Regions from separate parts of the Homo sapiens genome. Here region 2 is linked to region 1. Evidence: chromatin contacts called from ENCODE Hi-C data. All regions are on one chromosome and are shown on one strand. The core of a region is the stretch at or near the end of the contact, and the rest is flanking DNA. Distances in the headings are between cores, read along the strand shown. Region 1 overlaps BCKDHB (branched chain keto acid dehydrogenase E1 subunit beta). Region 2 overlaps LOC112267962 (a long non-coding RNA gene).

Region 1 (5,956 bases), core at 2,385-4,884:
GGAGAATAGACACTTCTCATCCCTTTTGGCATTTATGAAGTAACCAAAGTACCTACTGCTGAAGTGATTCACTTGAGCTTAATTAGATTTGCTACATAATTAGCATTTGAAGAAACCTAAAGAAAATCCTTGGGGGTTGGTTATTTGTTATGTCAATTGTAAGCATGCTCATTTGGGGGGGACTAGGAATTGAAAATGATGAAATTTAATGCACCATAAACCCAGATGTATTATATGCATATATAATTTTTTGAAGAGTTTTTAAAAGCTGTGCTTCGCAGGGATGACTGAAATGCTTGTCTCAGACAACTGAGACCTGTGCAAGGGGATTGATCCATCAGCATGTGCCCATGTCTGCTTGATGGCGCTTATGTGTGTACAACTAGCTTTACACCTCTCATGAGAGCCCACAGCTCTTTAATAAACACCCCAGTGCCAGCCGTGAGGGCTGTGCCAATAACCACCACTTGAAGCTGGAGAGTGCAGTCTGAGACAGTGAGATCCTATACTGCACTTGTATTTACATTTTAAGGTTAATTTAATTGCAATGGCTTGTTCTGGTATGTGTTGCTTTAATTGCAAAGAAAAAAAATGAATTTAATTTTATACTCGAGACATTTCTTTAAATACTCCTGAAGTTTGTTCTTTAGTATTAGAGTTCTACAAAGTGAATTAACTGTGGAGAATAGCTGTAAAATACTGAGAGGAGAGGTTAAATTTTATATTCCAGTTTAAGTTAAGGCTAGGATAAAACTTGTAAACTATGTTTATGTAAAATATTTTCTAATCTGTCAAAAAGTTGTCACATTTTAATCAAATTACTTAGTTACCTAAATTTGTCTAGCCATAAATAAGGAAATAAATGAGAGGGAACAAGTTTAATTTATTGATGAAGCACTCTGATGATTTTTTTTACCCTTATAGTAAAAAAAAAAAAAAAACACCTTCAAACTTACATCCTACCATATGTTCACCATCAAATCTCAAGTCAGAATCAGGTTCAAATCAGAATTCAAAACCAGTTTTAGAACTCAAGTGGCAGCTCATGCCCTGCATGCAGGCAAACGGCTAGGAATTAATCAGAAAGTTCCACCCATGTCCATCCTTCCTCTTACTTGCTCATCTTCCCAGCAAGCACTAAAAAGAAAAAAAAAAAAAGTACAAATTCGTACGGAACCTACTGTAACTCTGATTAAAGAGATCCTGTATTCCCCAATGACCGACCCCCTAGCTCCCCCAAAAAGGAATTAAACGGCTAAGCTTTTTATAAATGTTTTTAAAATCCTTATTGGACTTGACATAAACATGCAGATAATTCTACTAGTCTCTTTTTCATAGGTACAATAATAGCACTAAGTACAGAATTCCCCTTGTATCCAAGCAAGACTTTTACGAAAACTTAAACCTGAAGTCTTATGCAGTGCACCTAAAATTAACCAGGAGCCTTGGTGCATATACCAGCAAATGTTGTACACCTGTGTGATAGTGGTCACCTCACTTAACCTCTCCCAGCTTCAGTTTCTTGTCTTTACTACTACATAAAGTTGTTGAAAGGATTAAAGGAGACTATATAAACAGCTATTTTTATTTATGATTAAATAATATCTGTGTGGTTACTATTTAGTCTGGGTAACTAAATAGCTGGGTTTTTTTGTTCTTTGTACACATGCACATATTCCTTTTTTAAAACAGGCATATGGGCAAATACATTTTTTTTCTATATGCCTCCATGTTGTTTCTCTGGATTTCCGCCAGGATGGGATGTGCCAATTATGCACGGAATTGTTTGCGTGTCCATGGGTGCTTATATAAGTCATTATCTTTGGTGTATGACAAATACACAAACTCCTGTATCTCTAGTAGCCTGTAATTCCTAATTGAGGGACATGATTGAATTTATGTAGTTTAGCCCCAAGTAAGTAGATAAAAATTATTAAGTAAATGCCCTGGTTCATCTAAACAAAATATGTGACTAATAGCTTTTTATATGAACTATATACATTTAGTTTACCTAAGTTTATTAATAAATAGTATCTCTGGGCATTTTTAATTTTATATTTTATACTTAACTATGAAAGTATCCAGAACCAGATTCCAGTCACTAACTACCTCTTCATTAATGGATCAATGGTTTTATCAGATTTATTAGAAATTTGTCTATACTGAGCATGTAATATGTACTTTGTGAAAATAGGTATAAAACTGGGCTCATCTTATCAGCATACCATTTACCCAATTATGGGAGTAAAAAAGGAGGCATGTGTATTTTTCCCCTAATTCTGAAATGTCTCCCAGTTCTTGAAATTTGAATGTGAAAATGTGTGCATGCAAATTAAGACATTCAATCTGAAAGACTTCTTTGTATAAAATACTAACCAAATTTAAAGTTGAACCATAGGGTAAATATAGTAGAAAAGTATATTTTGAATTCTGAATTTTATTTCCATTGGATACAAACAATAATTACAATTGCTAGATGTGTTTTAATGAATAGTTTGAACTCATCATGCTAGCAAAAATCATCTGCATATAAATAATAGGGCAATTTCAAGCAATTTTTTCTTACTTAGGTCAGATATTCCTGCCAGAAACTTGTTTGCTTTGTTAATTTGTTCAATTATTAAACTTTGAGAGTACAAAGATAAATTTACTAATGGGGTTCAATTAACAAATTTCTGATTACATTTCCCTAATGATGATAGTATAGAACATTTATTTCTGCTGTGCTTTATTAGTAAAATTGCAGTGATCTGGTGACTGGAATTAAACTGCTGAAAAATGACTTGGTCTGATTTATTCACTGAGCAAAACCAAGCTTTAAAGGCTGTGTTGCTATGGCACCCAAGATTAACTGTTAAAAAAAAAAAAAAGTTTAATTTTAGTAAAAACATTGGTACATCTCTTTTGGCATTGTGTAGATAAAAATAGATTCCCCCCTCCCCCTTTTCTTGTCTTTTTTATGTTTAGCAAGTCCTTTGCATTCTTTTAAACATACACTAAAAGAAATTTAGCATATTTAAAGAGAAGGGAAAAAGCAGTAAAATAAAACTGTTTTATCAAAAGATTACAATTTGTAAAATAGCAAATATTTCAGTCATCATTTTTTATATGTATATATATATACTTTTTATTTTGTCTAATTTAATCCTTTCAAAAACTGTCTGGCTTCTCATACTTTTTAGAAAGATGGTGCCAGAGAGGGAGAAATCACTCTATTCTGGTAGTTTCGTTTTGTAATTAGTCTTCAAACTTAAAAACAGGTTGCAAAATTGGGACAGTAACAAGTTTTAGGAGAAATCTTAATGTAGCTCTAATCTTTCAAATTCTAAAAGAATATGTTTTCTGTTTCGTGAGACAAAAGAATTGTCTGGTTGCTTTAGCCAGGATTGATTTCTGTCTTCAGAACACCATTTGGTGGTGTTAAGACTGCTAGATGAAGAATTTTGTGGGAAAAAAAAAAAAAAAAGAAGAAAAATTGAATGCTTTGTATGATCATCAAAAGCCACTTTTCAGGAGTATTTTACATTTCTTGGTGCCAAGCAAATCAGAAATCCTACCTTACAGAGAGCGATTTGTTCATGAGATGACCCAGTGCTGCAAGTCGCTTATGTTTATCATTATGCTTCCACATTCTAAGGAAATTCCACTTTCAAACGTTGCCGTCAGTGCTTTCTTCTATAGGAAGAATTTGAACTATAAAATTTGAGAAGCTTCAGCGTCTGTGGAAATTTGAGAGCATTGCCTTTTTTCCTCTTTATTGAATGTAAAGTGTTTTAACAAAAGCATGGTAGCCCAGTACATTTTAAATGTCAAAACTTGCACATAGTGTATCTCATAAAGAATTTAAATTTTAGACTTTGAACTTTTAAAGCCTCAAACATCTTTAGAGGCTGACTACAGCAAATAAACAGAATGTTTTGCAGAGAGATTTAGTGAAGAAAATTTTTTTTTGCCGTTGTTTCTCACAGTGCTCTGCAGGTGAAAATGGTGAGGAAACTTTGATAGTTCAAGACTATGCAGGGGAGAATTTGAAAGCAGAAACAAGCTTTTACAGATTTTACCTGGAAAAACAAAGTGGTTTATATGAGGTGCTAGTTCTTACCTTTATGATTGCTAATTTAGATTTTATAAAAATTGAAATGAGTTAATATTTTAAAATATTTAAGTATGGTCTCTGGACAACAATAAGCACAGTGTACTTTTTTAAAAAGTGACTTTATGTAAGATTATAAATTACAGAAATGAGTTGTCACTTCCCTGTTGTTACTTATTTCTGATTTTAAAATAGCAAAATTTATAAAGCTATAGTTTTGAGAAAATAGTAATTCATATTCTTAAAATTGTTATAATCTCTAAATTAATACATAAATTATTGATTTAATGTTAAATTTTGATTTTAAAATTTATTTCAGTTTCTATAGGTAATATATTGAGGTTCTGACAATTTTATATTAATGTATGATTTTATTCTGACACAGCTGTTGAATTTGAACTACTAATTATTTCTAAGAATTTGTTAATACCATTCTCCAACTTTGTTTTAGGCAGCTAGATTGTATCCAGGGAAACCCATTTAGATCAGAAATAACATTTCGTTCTAACTTCAAAAAATAAGCATCCACTTTAAAAATGGAATCTGAATTTAAATAAAAATCCTAATTTAGGATTCAGTTCCATTCTTTAACTAGCGGAAAGAAATCTTAGCAAAAAAAACCAAAAAAACAAAAAAAAACCAAATTTACCAGATTGCCAGTAATTTGCATTAAGGAGGAAGAGATGGATTTTTTTTTAAGTCAGCAGGCATTGAAGATAGTTCAGTGAAGTTAAGTAATAGAGATCTCAGATTTTAATTTAGTCAAGATTATGATTTTACATAGAAGCACTGTTGAAATAGGCTTGATAATAATATTTTAAGTGTTATACAAATCTGGATGAAATTATATTATTTACTGTCTTACTCATTGGTTCAACTGTGTTTTAAAAGTGAGAGACCTTATATCAATGAGTGTTTGTTCTGTGCATCTCATGTGCATGGTGTTAACAAAATAAAATAAGCATACTTCTAACATTTGGGGGAGCATCCTATTAGTTTGGGGGTAGGTTAGGGACTCTGCTTTCCAAATAATTAATTTGATAGATCCATGCTCTTGAAAAATTGGGTACATACTATTTTTAAACTTTATTTTTCAAACATGATATGTATTGTTTAAAGCATTAGCTTAAATGAAAAATAATATTTTACATTCGTAAAGTTCTGTTTATTTAATTCAGTAATGAAATTAATTTGGAGTTGTTGGCATACTGCCTTCACAGGTTTCTGTGACTCATTTGCTGAGAAAGTGTGATTCAAGAGACCAGAATCATTTTTTTCTCATTTGCTAAAACTCATGTTTTGACTATGGGCAAATGTTCATGGCAGATTTAAAACAAATTTAAAGTAAATATTCTGTGATAATATTTGGAAGCTGAGTGATGTCTAGCCTTACATAACTAGGACAAATATAAATCTGTGAGTTCACGGACTTCAAAAGTATCAACTATACATCATTTTAGAATACTGGTTTTGTTTTTCTCATATTCTTAGAGTTTAACTCTTATACTACTAATTATGACCTCTAGAAGGTAATTGCATTTAGAAGCAGAATATCTGCTGTTTTATTAATTTAATAATTAAGGACTAAATGGTGTTCCAATTTAGGTTTAAAAGTAAGCACATTCACACAGCATTTAAAACTATTTCTTAATGTTTTTTTCCTAGAGAAGAAATGATAGCTCCATGATCGCTATATGTTCTGTTCAATACTCATTATATTTATAATTTATATTACATATATATTTATCCATTATATTTATAATTTAGTCCTGTCCAAATAAAATATATTCTCATAGTTAAGTGTGTTGTGGTAGTATAATGATTACATGAAATAACCTGGACCTTGCTGTTTGCAAAGTAATT
Region 2 (5,956 bases), core at 1,421-3,920, 210 kb after region 1:
ATTGAATTTACTGGTCTCAGTGGTTATATCAGAGGTACATTTTGATAACTGTTTCATTATTTTTCATGGTTCTTAGCATATTTTTGCTCCTTGAAATAATTTTGATAATGTCTTAGATAATCTTATATTTAACCTAGATTTTTCCATTTTTCCACTGTAGTAATCTTATTTCCATCACAGTAATTACATATTTCCTTTATAGTAATTTTCTTTTTTATTATTTGATTTCCATAAGTGCATATCAGAATACTTTTCCCCATATTTTTAGCTGGGTAAATGTTGTATTTGATTATATCTTTATAGCCTTTAGAAAACTACATTTTCACCATAGTTTTTTAGCTTTTTGTATTTTAGAGGGGAAATTTGAGGCAAGTATCATTTTTGTGCTTGTGTGTATTACGTATATACATTTTGTATCTAGACTTTTATACTTGCTTTTTTTTAAATAAAAATAGGTATGATATATCATTATTTCTCTTCTTGATGGCCCTTTTTTAAAATTCAGGAAACTTTTCTTTTGTAATATCTTTGATTATTGTTTTTGTCCAATTTATTTACTTTTTCTCTGAGTAACAATTATTTGAATGTTGGTTCCATAGTCTCTGTCTGCCATATCAATTCTCTTTCCTCCATCATTTTCCTCTTTTTTCCTCATATTCTACATATTAAGAGTGCTTCTTAAATGTGTTATTATATTATTATTATATCATTATTTTCAATTTCCAACATATATTTTACTATTTGCCACTATCAATGTGCCTGACAGTTTTCTACTATTTTTAAAGTTTTGTGAACCCTACTGTTTTAAAGTTTTTTGAAACTCTCATATTATGTTTATTTTAAATCTCATTCTAAAGTTTTTACAGCTTAACTTTTGCACTTTTTATAGCTTTCTGCTCCTGTGTCAGAGACTACCTTTTTTGTATCTTTTGGGTGATGTCAGAAAAACAATAGTATCACAACAAGAACAAAAACAACAACAGTAGCAACAACAATAAAACTAACACAAAAAACCCCCACAACAACAAAAAACCCAGCAAAGAAAGAAAAACAATTTGGTTAATTTTTCAGATATTTTTCTGTGCATTATAGTAAGTAGTTGTCAGAGGTGAACTTTTCTTTCCTGTCTTCAGACTCTGTATTAATAAGGGTTCTCTAGAGTGTCAGAACTAATAGGGTAGATGTATATATGAAGGGGAGTTTATTAAGGAGAATTGACCTACACAGTCAGGAAGTGAAGTCCCATAATAGGCTGTCTGCAAGTTGAGGAGCAAGGAAGCCAGTCCAAATCCTTAAAACCTCAAAAGCAGGGAAGCCAATGGTGCAGCCTTCAGTATATGGCCAAAGGCCAGAGAGCCCCGGAAAACCACTGGTGTAAGTTCAAGAGTCCAAAAGCTGAAGAATTTGGAGGCTGATGTTCAAGGGCAGGAGGCGTCCAGCACGGGAGAAAGATGAAGTCTGGAAGACTTAGCAAGTCAGCTTCTACCACCTTCTTCTGCCTGTTTTATTCTAGCCACTCTGGCAGCTGATTAGATGGTGCCCACCCAGATTGAGGGTGGGCATGCCTCTCCCAGTCCACTGACACAAATGTTAATCTCCTTTGGACATACCCTCGCTGACACACCCAGGAACAATACTTCGCATCCTTCAATCCAATCAAGTTGACACTCAATATTAAGCATCACAGACTCAAAGGTCTATTTCTTTCTTATCTCATGCATTGCTTTATAAGACTATAAGGCTGTTGGACCTGGTACACATCTTAATCTCTAGACTGTAGAAAGCCTTCACCTAACTAGGGTAATTATCTTCTGTAGATTCTATCTTCTCTTATCCTCACAACCTGAATCTTTTTGGAAAAGCTCTATTTTGTAAGATACATACTGCCATCAAGGATCTTTTTCCCTTTGCCTTGGTTTTGCTTGGAGTGGTGTGATGGTCATTATGATCACACATAGTTGAGCTCCCAGCAATCAGTCTACATTTGCTCAAACACCATCCCCAGAAAAGAAGAGCGTAATAACACATCATTGTTTTCTGGGGATGGTGTCTGAGCAAATGTAGATTGATTGATGGGACCTCAACTATGTCTGATATAAGAAACAGCACAGTGGTGGTAGAGGATTGGATGCCCAGATATCATGTCCATGTAGCTGGCCAGAGAAAGGAAGAATGGCAGAAGGCCATGAAAGAAACACTCCCAGTTGAGTCAGTTCCGAGGGACCTACTTAAAGTCTGACAAACATTTTCACTATATGTCATGAACAGAAATTAGCCCTCTCCCTACACCCAAGTGTAAGAGTGTCTGGGTATGTAGCCTTTTGTTTTGGGTGGCAATATACCCAGGGAAAAATAAGGGTACTGAGAAGGATGGGAGAGAACAGGTCTTTCTGTAGGCAACTGGCTATCTTTGTCATAACCTAGGTCTTAGTGAGTTGGGGCTGACAGCAGAAGGGATTAAAAAGTACTTTATGTTATTAACCATAAACTACAGGAAGGACCAGCATGATCTCAGTCATCATTTTATCTCAGGCTTACTTATTATATTCCTTATATTATGTTCAAATTTCTTCCTCCTCCTCCAGCAATGTTAGGGTGACTGCTATGTTGAAAAGAGACCACAAACTGTTAAAGTCTCAAATTGCATGCCTCACCTTTCCACACCCTCCCTTTTGCAGGCCAAGTTGTTCATTCTCTTCTTTTGGGGCAATACCTAGCAGATTACTCATATGAGGATTAGTCAGCCCTTGTTCCCTGATGCCACATCCTCCCCCAACCAACTACCATGTATCAAAGAGTCCTGGGACTCCCACTTTTGTCTTTTCTGTTACTAGCACACTTAATTTCCCACTCACCATCTTCCTTCTTGCCTCCCACTCTGTTCCTACTAATAGTGTTAATACTATCAACAGCAATGACTAGCATTTTTATTGTTCTTCTTACAAAGTTCCTTCTCATATTTTTATTTTTATCTCATGTGCACCTCACAGCCATCCTGCTATATTTTTTCAATTTTCACTAAGGCATGTATTTTAGAAGGTTGGCAATTAAACAAATCCGTGTGAGTAACGGGTAGAAATGTAAGTCCAACCCAGGTCTCCTAACCTCACATCTCATGCTCTTTCTATCACACTATGCTGCAAGTCACACCTCTTGTATATTGTCTCCCAACAGCAGCAGTACAAATGATAAAAAGTCCTGGATTAGTGGGTACATGAGAAGGAAGGTTACAAAGTGCACTAAATGGAAATGGAGGCCATGAGGCCCAAATAGTTGGAGATGATCCTTGCTACAAAGTAGGAATGAGCAGTGACTATTCGTGCTTAAGGACACATGGACTTCAAAATACTCTTTCCTCTTACCAAAATGTTCCTGGAACTGGACAATATTAATAGGACAAACACTGGAGAAGTTCACAAATAATGAACAGCTGCAATAGCAAATCTCTCTTCCACCAGAGTGTTTTATCAGAGCTCGTGTGCTCCTGGCTTAATGCTTAATGCTTCACCAAGGGAAGCAATTCACGGGTGGAAGCAACCATGCAGATCAGAGAAGATTAGTTTTCTTTCTTTCCAGTGGTTTGGGACCTCATAGAATAGCCTCAGATAAAAGAGGAAGCTGCAGGCAGAAAGCCATGAACTCCTGAGCCTGACTGTAGAAGACAGGCGAATAGGTGGTAGAAATACAGTGATAATTTTTCCCAAGGGAGTTAGACAGCTTTTTAGTGAATGAAAGAAGCACAGCACAAATTAGTTCAGATCAAGTTTTCAGCTTCTAAGCTTGGGTTCCTCAGGCTATTTCTTGACTTTCTTTGAAACCACTGAAATCTGTAATAATACCCTAAGCTTCTGTTTTATTTTAGCCACCACATAGGCTATACTCAGATGTAAACATATTTGTCTAATTTAGCCTCAGTCCAGTACATTCAACATTTTATCAGGAAGTTACAATTTTACTGCTGTGTCCAGGGAGTGGTATGGAGGGTAGAGCAAGTGTATTAGTCAATTCACACACTGTAGTAAAGAACTACCTGAGGCTGAGTAATTTATAAAGAAAAGAGGTTTAATTGGCTCACGTTTCCACAGGCTATACAGGAAGCATGGCTGGGAGGCCTCAGGAAACTTACAATCATGGTGGAAGGCAAAGGAGAGGCTGGCACGTGCTACATGGCTGAAACAGGTGGAAGAGAAAGAATAAAGGGGAAGGTGCCACACACTTTTGAACAACCAGATCTCTTGAGAACTCTATTATGAGAACAGCAAGGGGCAAGTCCTCCCCCACGATTCAATCACCTCCCACTAGGTCCCTGACCCGATACTAGGGATTACAATTCGACATGAGATTTGGGTGGGGACACAGAGTCAAACCATATCAGCAAGGAAGAGGGCTGGGCCCTTATGGATATATATATAGACTTGTGAGAGCTTTATATTTGGTCAGTGTGCCATTTACTCTTCTATACAATGTGGCATTTAATCATCAGTGTGATTTGCACAGACTAAAGATAGTAGGGCTGGATAATATTTTAAGACAATAATGTACTTGTTTCTGTTATGTATTCAGTTATTTATTCATTCAGCCATTCAGCAGATATTTACTGAGTGCATCTATAGTGTGCCAAGCACTGTTTTACCTGCTAAGGATACAACAGTGAAGAAGACTAGCAAAACAATTCTTGTCTTCATGAAAACAGAGCATGCACTATACTCAATTCCTGATGAATAGCCAAGAGGAAAGCATAAAACATCTTTGTTTTCCATTAACCTCAACTATGCTCACAAATGCGAAGCCTGCTGTACCATTGACCCAAATAAGTGTGTTGTTTGGCCTCCACAGTTAAAAAATTTTTAATATTAATGCTTTTTGAGGTTCTTTCCCTTCCCAGTGTACAGCACTCTCTATCAGTCTTTATTCTATTACAACTGTCTTGCTTCTCCTATTTATTCTGTTCCTATGTCTCCTGTAAGTGTCAGACTCTTAGGATTTGGGCCTAAATCCTAAAAATTGGAGAACTATGAAATAAGTAAAAGTGAGAAAAACATTTTTAAGTCCCAGAGAATTACATGTACAAGCCGGGGAGTTTGGGCGACCCCAGTCACAAACTGAAATGGGATTCCCCTCCAGCCTGTAGGGGGAGAGGAGCAAATAGTCTGTGAGCGCTCGAGCAGTGGCAACTCTGCTTCCTGGGATGGAGAACCCAGAAGAATCTAGCAGGGAGTTGCTCTGCAGTGCGTTTAGTCAGACTGAGCCATAGATGCTTCATAAGAAAGTCTCATAGTAACAGTGTGAGGAAGCAGCTGATAGGGACAGAGCCCACGGACATACCGAGGATGACTCATATGGGTTGAGGATTGACACTTGATGAACACAGAACATTGAACTCCACACTGTGTCTGGGACTAGTCTAAGATTTCTGAGCCATATCCCAACCCTGGGGGAGAGCGGAGACTTCTCAAATAACTGAGGTTGCATTTTCCCAGCTGGGATAGCGCTTGGATTCAGCAATAAAGTTAAGTACTGAATAATCGGGAGAATGGTGCTTCCTGTACACTACAGTCAGTGGAATGAAATTCACACCTGTTTTGCTAGCTTGTAGGGGAAGCTTCTACCACTTTCCATTAGGGTAGAGGATGGGAGGACTGGAAAATGATCATATTTTGAGATGCAGGATGGTTTTTCCTTGTAATCTATATGTCTCAGTTGTCATCTTTTAAAGGGCTTGGTATGTGACCTATCTTTCCCTTTTAAATTTTTCTGGCACTTTTTTCTTATCCTGTAGGCTCCTTCGTTCTCATATCTCTTGGTTCAATCTGACTGCATGGAGTATTTTCAAGACCATACTCTCCATAGATTAGCTATGGAGGCAGCCCTTTGTTTCTACAGCCTCACAGGCTCAGCACCTTTCCACAGATCTCTCTCCTGGCTCCTGTCCTCCTTCTCCCTCATGCTTCCAAGC

The links. A loop is a pair of places that touch in the nucleus more often than their neighbours do. Pooled maps may share reads with other maps.
Region 2: a loop to region 1 is called in a map of PC-3, with 4 times the contacts of the local background. The contact joins two enhancer-like sites. A Hi-C loop is called at or near these places in 4 of 168 maps with a recorded cell type or tissue (IMR-90, MCF 10A, PC-3 and 1 more), 1 of 37 single-sample maps with no recorded cell type and 2 of 50 pooled maps.

Annotation. Positions count from the first base shown.
Region 1 is chr6:80,331,782-80,337,737 of GRCh38, forward strand. All of the region lies in intron 9 of BCKDHB (branched chain keto acid dehydrogenase E1 subunit beta), which reads left to right. Among named protein-coding and RNA genes, the nearest start is that of BCKDHB, 230 kb to the left of the region's middle. Within about 2 kb of position 3,635, at least 2 of the 41 ENCODE cell types and tissues checked have a DNase peak (open chromatin) inside an H3K27ac peak, as active enhancers do.
Region 2 is chr6:80,538,666-80,544,621 of GRCh38, forward strand. All of the region lies in intron 1 of LOC112267962 (a long non-coding RNA gene), which reads left to right. All of the region lies in intron 1 of LOC105377869 (a long non-coding RNA gene), which reads right to left. Among named protein-coding and RNA genes, the nearest start is that of BCKDHB, 430 kb to the left of the region's middle. Within about 2 kb of position 2,671, at least 2 of the 41 ENCODE cell types and tissues checked have a DNase peak (open chromatin) inside an H3K27ac peak, as active enhancers do.